Linked DNA regions of Homo sapiens: region 1 is linked to region 2. Evidence: chromatin contacts called from ENCODE Hi-C or POLR2A ChIA-PET data. All regions are on one chromosome and are shown on one strand. The core of a region is the stretch at or near the end of the contact, and the rest is flanking DNA. Distances in the headings are between cores, read along the strand shown. Region 1 overlaps ZNF423 (zinc finger protein 423). Region 2 overlaps ZNF423 (zinc finger protein 423).

The links. A loop is a pair of places that touch in the nucleus more often than their neighbours do. ChIA-PET counts read pairs that join two places held with the same protein, here RNA polymerase II (POLR2A). Pooled maps may share reads with other maps.
Region 1: a map of endothelial cell of umbilical vein shows a loop between it and region 2 (3-fold over the local background). The contact joins two enhancer-like sites. A Hi-C loop is called at or near these places in 7 of 168 maps with a recorded cell type or tissue (Ramos, Right ventricle myocardium inferior, cardiac septum and 4 more) and 4 of 50 pooled maps. POLR2A ChIA-PET finds 5 or more read pairs at or near these places in 1 of 52 experiments (H1).

The regions. Positions count from the first base shown.
Region 1 is chr16:49,826,367-49,830,080 of GRCh38, reverse strand. The region is part of intron 1 of ZNF423 (zinc finger protein 423); the gene reads left to right. Among named protein-coding and RNA genes, the nearest start is that of ZNF423, 28 kb to the left of the region's middle. RefSeq lists an enhancer at 1,154-1,701. Within about 2 kb of position 1,322, at least 8 of the 41 ENCODE cell types and tissues checked have a DNase peak (open chromatin) inside an H3K27ac peak, as active enhancers do.
Region 2 is chr16:49,752,705-49,756,351 of GRCh38, reverse strand. The region is part of intron 2 of ZNF423 (zinc finger protein 423); the gene reads left to right. Among named protein-coding and RNA genes, the nearest start is that of ZNF423, 100 kb to the left of the region's middle. RefSeq lists enhancers at 1,083-1,741, 1,742-2,400. Within about 2 kb of position 1,658, at least 9 of the 41 ENCODE cell types and tissues checked have a DNase peak (open chromatin) inside an H3K27ac peak, as active enhancers do.

The sequences.
Region 1 (3,714 bases), core at 73-2,572, 74 kb before region 2:
GTGAGTTGTTCTCAGTAGGAATTTATTGATGTATTCACTTGTTTACAGTTCCTTCCTCAGTGGCCGCTCGACTGTCCCCGGACAGGGGCCAGGTTTGACTTGCCCACTCTTGTGTCCCTAGGCTTCAGGAGAAAGGGTTAGTGGGATGGAGAAGGGATTCACAGTGCCTGGCATGTAGTTGGCATTTAGGAGATATTGACTGAATGAAGGAGCCGCTTGTCCCCCATCTTACCTGAATTCCTGTCTCTTTTTTCCTGTTTCTGTCCTCCTCTCCACTGGAGCCCCCACATTTCTTCTTGTTCTTTGAGGAAGAACAAGAACTTCTCCATGAGCCCATGGAGCTGACTTCTCTTGACAGTGTTGGGATTGCTGGCAGGGCTTCTCCAAGGGCCACTTCTGTGAAAAAATCCAATCTGGAGGTAGGGCATGCAGTGGTGAACCTGTGCAGCGGAGTGGGCTGAGGAAGGGAGTCTGGACACAGTTCAGCCGCCTTCCTGGCTGGTAGGTGCCCGCTGAAGCCAGGGGGCAACATGGATGCTGGTCTGGACATCTGGATCTGACCCTTTCTGCACAGGTTTGGTCACTTTGCTCCAGGACAGTTTTTATTTTTGCATTTTTATTTAGAGACAGGGTGTCACTTTGTCACTCATGCTGGAATGCAGTGGTGTGATCATAGCTCACTGCCACCTCCAACTCTCGGGCTCAAAGAAGGAGGGCTCGTTTACACTGCTGGGGACTCCCTCTGTCCATGAGATAGTGGGATCCTTCCATTTCAGGGGTATCTAGCCCAGCCCACTCCTGGGAAAGCAGTTCCGTTGTGAGGATTGCCAATGCCAGATTGTAAGGCTGATCTGGGAGCCAGTTGGTCATTCTACACAACACAGAGGTGGAAAGAGTTGGCTGTGATTCCTTCAAGTTTAACAAGCAATCTGAGTAACTGCCTGGAATAGCCGGCTTGACCATCCCCAGGGCTCAGATGACGTGGGTCTGGGGACAGCCACATGATATGGGTGCTGCTGCATTGTTGGTGTGGGACTGGGGATAGAGGAGAAAACGGCTTGCTCTGGCTGGGTTGGCAACATTGGAGGGTGAATGAGGGCCCAGCGGGAGCAGGGATCAGACCAGGAGGCGAGTGGAACCAGGCTAGAAAGGGTCTTGAAGGCCACAGGCCAGCCTGCCATGAAGCCTCCCTAATTTGAGTCCTCAGCCTGCCAAAAATACGGTTCATTCTCCCTGGGGGTAGAGAAAGAGCCTCCCTGGGTCTCCAGACCTCTCCTCCATAGCCGGTTGTGGGACAGATGATGGCCTTTCTGCGTGTGCGTGGGCGGGACTGTAGTGTATGTACAAGGATCCACACAGGACTCGCCTGGAGCATGGCGCCCGCCCAGGGGCTCTTTGGGGAATTTGTTGGCTGCAGTGTGAGTCTAATGAGCAAAGCATTTGGTGGTGGGTCTGTGGGTTCCCCAACAGGGTTTGGTCTCCCCAAGTCCCTCAAAGTGGAGCTGTTTAAGCTGGCGGAGTCTTTTCTAGGCCCCTGCTGTTGCTTTTAGGGAACTTGCTTATGTTATGTTGCCTTTTCTTTTTCAGTGGGAAGTGTCGGTGTGAGTAATTATATATATTTTCACAAACTCGAACTATGCTTCATTTAAACTTCTATAAACATGTCTGTGTAATTCTAATTAACTGCTCGCATAAAGCCATCACAAGTTACATGGGGAAATGCTCATTTGCCAGACTGTTGCCTAAAAGCCAAGGAAAATATTATGTTCTTCCAACAAACGGACTATTCATGTAGACTGTTACCAAGATAAACAGGAGATATTTGAGGACAAGTGAGATTCTAAGCAGCGATGGCTGAGCCTCCCGTAAGTGGTGTTATTCAGGGTTGGCAGGGTGGGTGGCTTGATTGAGTGATAAATGCTCTTCAAGAAAAATGCCTGAATTTGGAATGTGGGGTCAGGACCCTGGAGATGGGCCATCTGGTGGTGCTCTTTGGGCAGGAGGCCACTGTGAATTTCGTGAAAAGTCTGAATCGGAGAAGAGTCAACGAAATGGCTTGCACTTGTACTTCCAGGAAGTTCTTTTAGCAGTTCATACTAGGGTCACTAAGAAAGTGTGTAAAAAGAGATTCTTGGGGCTGCTTTAATAAATGTGTAAGAGTGATTTCAAGTTAATCATTCAGACTGGGCATGGTGGCTCACGCCTATAATCCCAGGGTTAGGGGATATTCTACCCCCAGAAAAAGAATGGAATAGCTCTTTCTCTACCCCCACTGAAAAAAAAAGGCAACATAACAATTTTTCCGGAGGCCGAGGCAGTAGGATTGTTTGAAGCCTGAAGTGTGAGACCAGCCCAGGCAACATAGACCCTATTGCTACAAAACATAAAAATGCAAAAATTAGCCTGGCGTGGTGGCACATGCCTGTAGTCCCAGCTACTCGAGAGGCTGAGGTGAGAGAATTGCCGGAGCCCAGGAGCTCAAGGCTTCAGTAAACTATGATTGAGCCGCTACACTCCAGCCTGGGAGATAGAATGAGACCCCAACTCAAAAAAAAAAAAAGTTAGCTGTTCATTCATTCATTCTTCCATCCAATCAAGTATTACTGAGCGTCTGTCGTGTCCCAGACTAGGTAGGGTTCTTGCTGCTGCAGTGAGAAACATCCAAACCCCTGCCCTCCTGGAGCTGATGTTCTGCTTGTTGTTGTTGGTAACCAGACAAGGAAGTGAAATGTATACAGTTTGTCAGAGACGAGGGCTCAGGAAGACAAGGAAGGATGAGGGGTGGGGGAACTGGTGAAGACTGTCTGGTGTGTTTGAGGAGGGATGAGGCGGGGGCCTGCTCTGTGGCTGGAGGCTGGAGCGAGCAGGTGATCGGGAGAAGTGGGTGATGAGGTCAGATGGCTGACCTGGGCCGGGAGATGTATCTCTTTTATTTTATGCGGAAGATGTTTCTGAGCTGCTTGGCAATTATATTTTTTAATATCTTTTCCTTCACAGAATGGTAAAGTCCTTAAAATGTTGCAATACTTGCTCAATTGCAGCAGATAAGAATACTACACAAAACTATAGAGAAGAAAATCAAACCCTCCGGAATGTCCCCCTGAAGAGGACCACTGTTGCAGCGGGGACCCTCCTTTCAGGCATCCTCATTTTATCATGTCCCTTTGCTTTCTTCCCCAGTGGCCTTTTCAAAGGTCAGAGAGAAATGCTTAGTCAAACCCCTACTTGAGTATCACAGGTGACTAATTTTGGGATCGAAGATTAAGGAGGTTTTGTTGCGTCCTTAAAGAACTTGGAATTGGAGTCCAGGTAGTTTTGGTAAGTCATCAACAGCTGGAAAGAACTGTCGGAAAGTGACTCACTTTCAGGCTGATAGTTCTGTGTAGAAAACATTCCCTGTAATGGTGAACATGTATTGATTCCTTCCTGCGTCCCAGGCACTAGACATAAGCAGTCCCTATTCAGTTCTTTCGATTCTCACAGCAACTCTATGAGGTTGGTGCTGTTATTCTTATTATCACAGGCAAGGAACAGGGTTAGGGAGGGTAATGACCTTCCCCAATCACACAGGTGGTTAGGGACTGGGACCTCAACATCAGAGTCCTGGCTCTGGGCAGGAGTTAAGGTTGAAGATGCCATGAATCAATCCAGCCTGACTTGTTCCCCTTCCCCTTAACTGCATTTTGGGTAGCCCCTGCTGCTGCGTGCCCTGGC
Region 2 (3,647 bases), core at 409-2,908:
TGTCTGTATGTGTGTTTAATAAAATGACAGTCCCTCCAAAGAGAGAGCTGTCATTAAGATAGTGGTGGGCCACACACTTAGAGCCTCTTAGACCTCACAGGCTGTCGTAACTGGTGATAGGCGGCCTGGGCTGATGCAGGCTGCCCCCAGGATTCAAAACAGCAAGTCCGTTTTGAAAACCCTTGTCTCTGAAACCTTCCAGTCATCTCTGTGGGCTGTCATCTAATTTTGCTTAAACACTGCATTTGCCTCCCCTCCCTCACTCACAAACCTCCAGTGGCTCCCTATTTCTTCTACCTGAACCTTGGACTCAGCCTGGCTTTCAGTCTGGCCCCTGCATCATTCTTTCTGCCTCAATCAGCCACTCACCCAGTTCCTTTCCAGTAGGAAGATTTCATGATCTCCTCCGAGGCAGGGCCGTCTCTGACTCCACCGGGTCCCTAGCACAGGGTCTTCGGGTGGCAGGCATTCCGGCAACACTTGTTGGCTGATGCATTGATGTGGCTGCAGCTCAGACCTGAAGTCCTTTGGGCATTTTATTACCATCAGCATCTGGGCAGTGTAACTCGAGGATTAACAGAGTTATAGGAGAAAACTCCACTCTAAGAATGGCTAATTATTATTATTTTTTAACCAACTACAATTTACAGAGGGTTCGTAGAGGCACAAAAGAGCACACACCCTGTAAACGAGGGTTAATGAGAAAGCTTCCCGATAGCTTGTGCTTCATCAGCAACAGAACAGCGTGTAAATAAATCTAATTTCTCTCCAACTCAACTCGTCACAGGCTTAATTACCGCAGCCACAATGTGTGCATGTGTGTGTTTTTTTCATTAGCGAAAGAGGGTCATTATTAGCCATGTCTGGTAAGAATTATGATGAAGAGCCTGGCTTACCCTCGATAGGTGTCCTCAGAGAGCAGAAATGAACTTTCCTTGTGAACTAAAGAGTTCCCAATTAAGGTGGTTTGGAGGAAGCAGGAAGCGGCAAGCAGATTAGAAAAAGATTACAGAAACGGGAAAGCGGGCGAGGAGGCGGGAGGGTTCTGGTGGGCTCGGTTAATGACCGAGGGAGGAAGGTTTTCTTCTGGGGGCTGTGCCCTCTTTTCCCGCCTGCTTTGTTATTTGCTTGCCCAGAAATCCTGGGGGCTCCGAGACCCCTCCTGGGGTCCTGTCTTGCATTCTGGCTCCAGAGAGCTGAAAATGAGACTTGCACTTGTGGGGGGACAGGGCTTGACCGCTCCCAGCCACCTCTTTTCGATGGCTTTTCACACCTCCCTCCCCTCCTGCTGAGGAGGGAGGCAGGGGAGAGCGTGCCGCTGCCACCGCGGAAGATAGCCGCACCGGCGGACTGTTGCAGTGAGTGTATTGTTCTAGAAAGAAATAGCTGAAAACCCTGAGTCAGAAATTAGTTAACACAAAGGAAGTTGAACCCTACAGGCCAAGTTCCAATTGTCTGCAGGAAGTGCCCTGCCCAGGGGGCCCTTTGAGGGAGGATTTAAGTCCATTCTGCCTGGCACTCTGTACACAATGTTGGCAAAAAAAGTTTTTTCTTTCCTTCCGACCCCAGGCCCGCAAGCCCCCCATAATGATTGCTTTCCTCATTAAGCAGTGCAGGAGGCCGCACTTTGAGGTGCAAATACATCTCTAGTGATTGAGAAATGCAGGCGGCTTCTCCGGCTTGGTGCACATGTGTTACGGCTGCTGAGACGCTGTCTGTCCCTGAGGCAGCCCGAGCTGCCCCTCCATCCCTTGCACTGGGCATAGGGCAGACCTGACAGCTTTCATAGTGGAAGAGGACCTGGAAGCCTCTTCTGGGTCTGAGGGTCCCTAGCATGTCTTCTTCTAGGTCCTGCTTGGATGCCTCCAGGGATGGGAGTCTCATCTCATTCCAAAGCAGCTTGATCCCTATTGGCAGCCCTGATGATCACATTTACTGAGCACTTACTGAGTGCCTATAATTACTTAATTAAACAAACATTATTGAGAATCTCTTCTGGACCAGGCACTGTGCTAGGCATCGGGGATTAATCAATGACCCTGGATGGAGGTTTCCTGCCCTCTTGGAGCTTACGCCAGATTGAATGCAGGAGGGAACTGATAAATGCAATGATGAATGCTTTGAAAACTAAAAGTGTGTAGAGAGAGGGCAGGTTAGGTGGGGGCAATGCCACTGCCTTGCTCAACAAGGAGGAGTTACTAAAGCCAAACTTCTCCCCGTTTCTTTATGAAACCCCACCTGACCTGGCCTTGGGTTGGGGCCTTTGCATAAACAAACTATTCTTCCTCCACCTTTTAATGCCTGGCTTTTTTTTTTTTTTTTGACGGAGTCTTGCTCTTGTCGCCCAGGCTGGAGTGTAGTGGCGCAATCTCAGCTCTCTGCACCCTTCTCCTCCCGTGTTCAAGTGATTCTCCTGCCTCAGCCTCTGGAGTAGCTGGGATTACAGGCGCCCGCCACCATTCCCAGCTAATTTTTGTACTTTTAGTAGAGACGGGGTTTTGCCATGTTGGCCAGGCTGGTCTCGAACTCCTGACCTCAGGTGATCCGCCCGCCTTGGCCTCCCAAAGTGCTGGGATTACAGGCATGAACCACCATGCCCAGCCAAATGCCTGGCTTCCTCGTGCCATTCAAGTGTTTGCTCAAATGTCCTTTCTCCAGAGAGGCCTTTTTTGATAGCCAGAGCTGAAGCTGCCTCTTTGCTTTTCAACAGTTCCTGTCCTAACACCTTTTATTGTTTTTTTTTTTTTTTTAAATAGGGTCTTACTCTGTTGCCCAGGCTGGAGTGCAGTGGTGCAGTCACAGCTCGCTGCAGCCTCTAACTCCTGGGATCAAGTAGTCCTCCTGCTTTAGCCTTCCAAGTAGCTGGGACTACAGGTGCACATCACCACGCCTGGCTAATTTTTTTTTTTTTTTCTGTAGACAGGGTCTTGCTATGTTGCCCAGGCTGGTCTTAAACTCCTGGGCTCAAGCAATCCTCCCACCTCAGCTTCGCAAAGTGCTAGTATTATAGGTGTGAGCCACCGCGCCTAGCCTCCTATCACCTTTGTTTCAATACTTGCCTTGCATTTATCACCCCCTGAGATTTTCTGATTATTATTATTTTGCTTTGAGACAGAGTCTTGCTCTGTTGCCCAGGATGGAGTGCAGTGGCATGATCTTGGCTCACTGCAACCTCTGCCTCCCGGGTTCAAGTGATTCTCCTGCCTCAGTCTCCCAAGTAGCTGGGACTACAGGCTCACGCCACCACGCCTGGCTAATTTTTGTATTTTTAGTAGAGATGGGGCTTCACCATGCTGGCCAGACTGGTGTTGAACTCTTGCCCTCAAGTGATCCACCTGCCTCAGCCTCCCAAAGTGCTGGGATTACAGGCGTGAGCCACTGTGCCTGGTCGATTTTCTGATGATTATATTCCTTGCTGCCTAGTGGATTTTGTCTCTGCGGTTGACTGCTGTGTTCCCAGCCCAGGACATTGCCTGGCACACAGCAGCCCCGCAGTCCTGACTTGTTGAGTGGGTGAGGACATGTGAGGCTCATGCTACCCTCTCTGTTACCTTGAATGAGCTCCACAGCAACCTCCCATTTTACAGATGAAGAAATGGAGGTTCAGAGAGGTTAAGTAATTAACCTAGGGTCACACGGGGATGCAT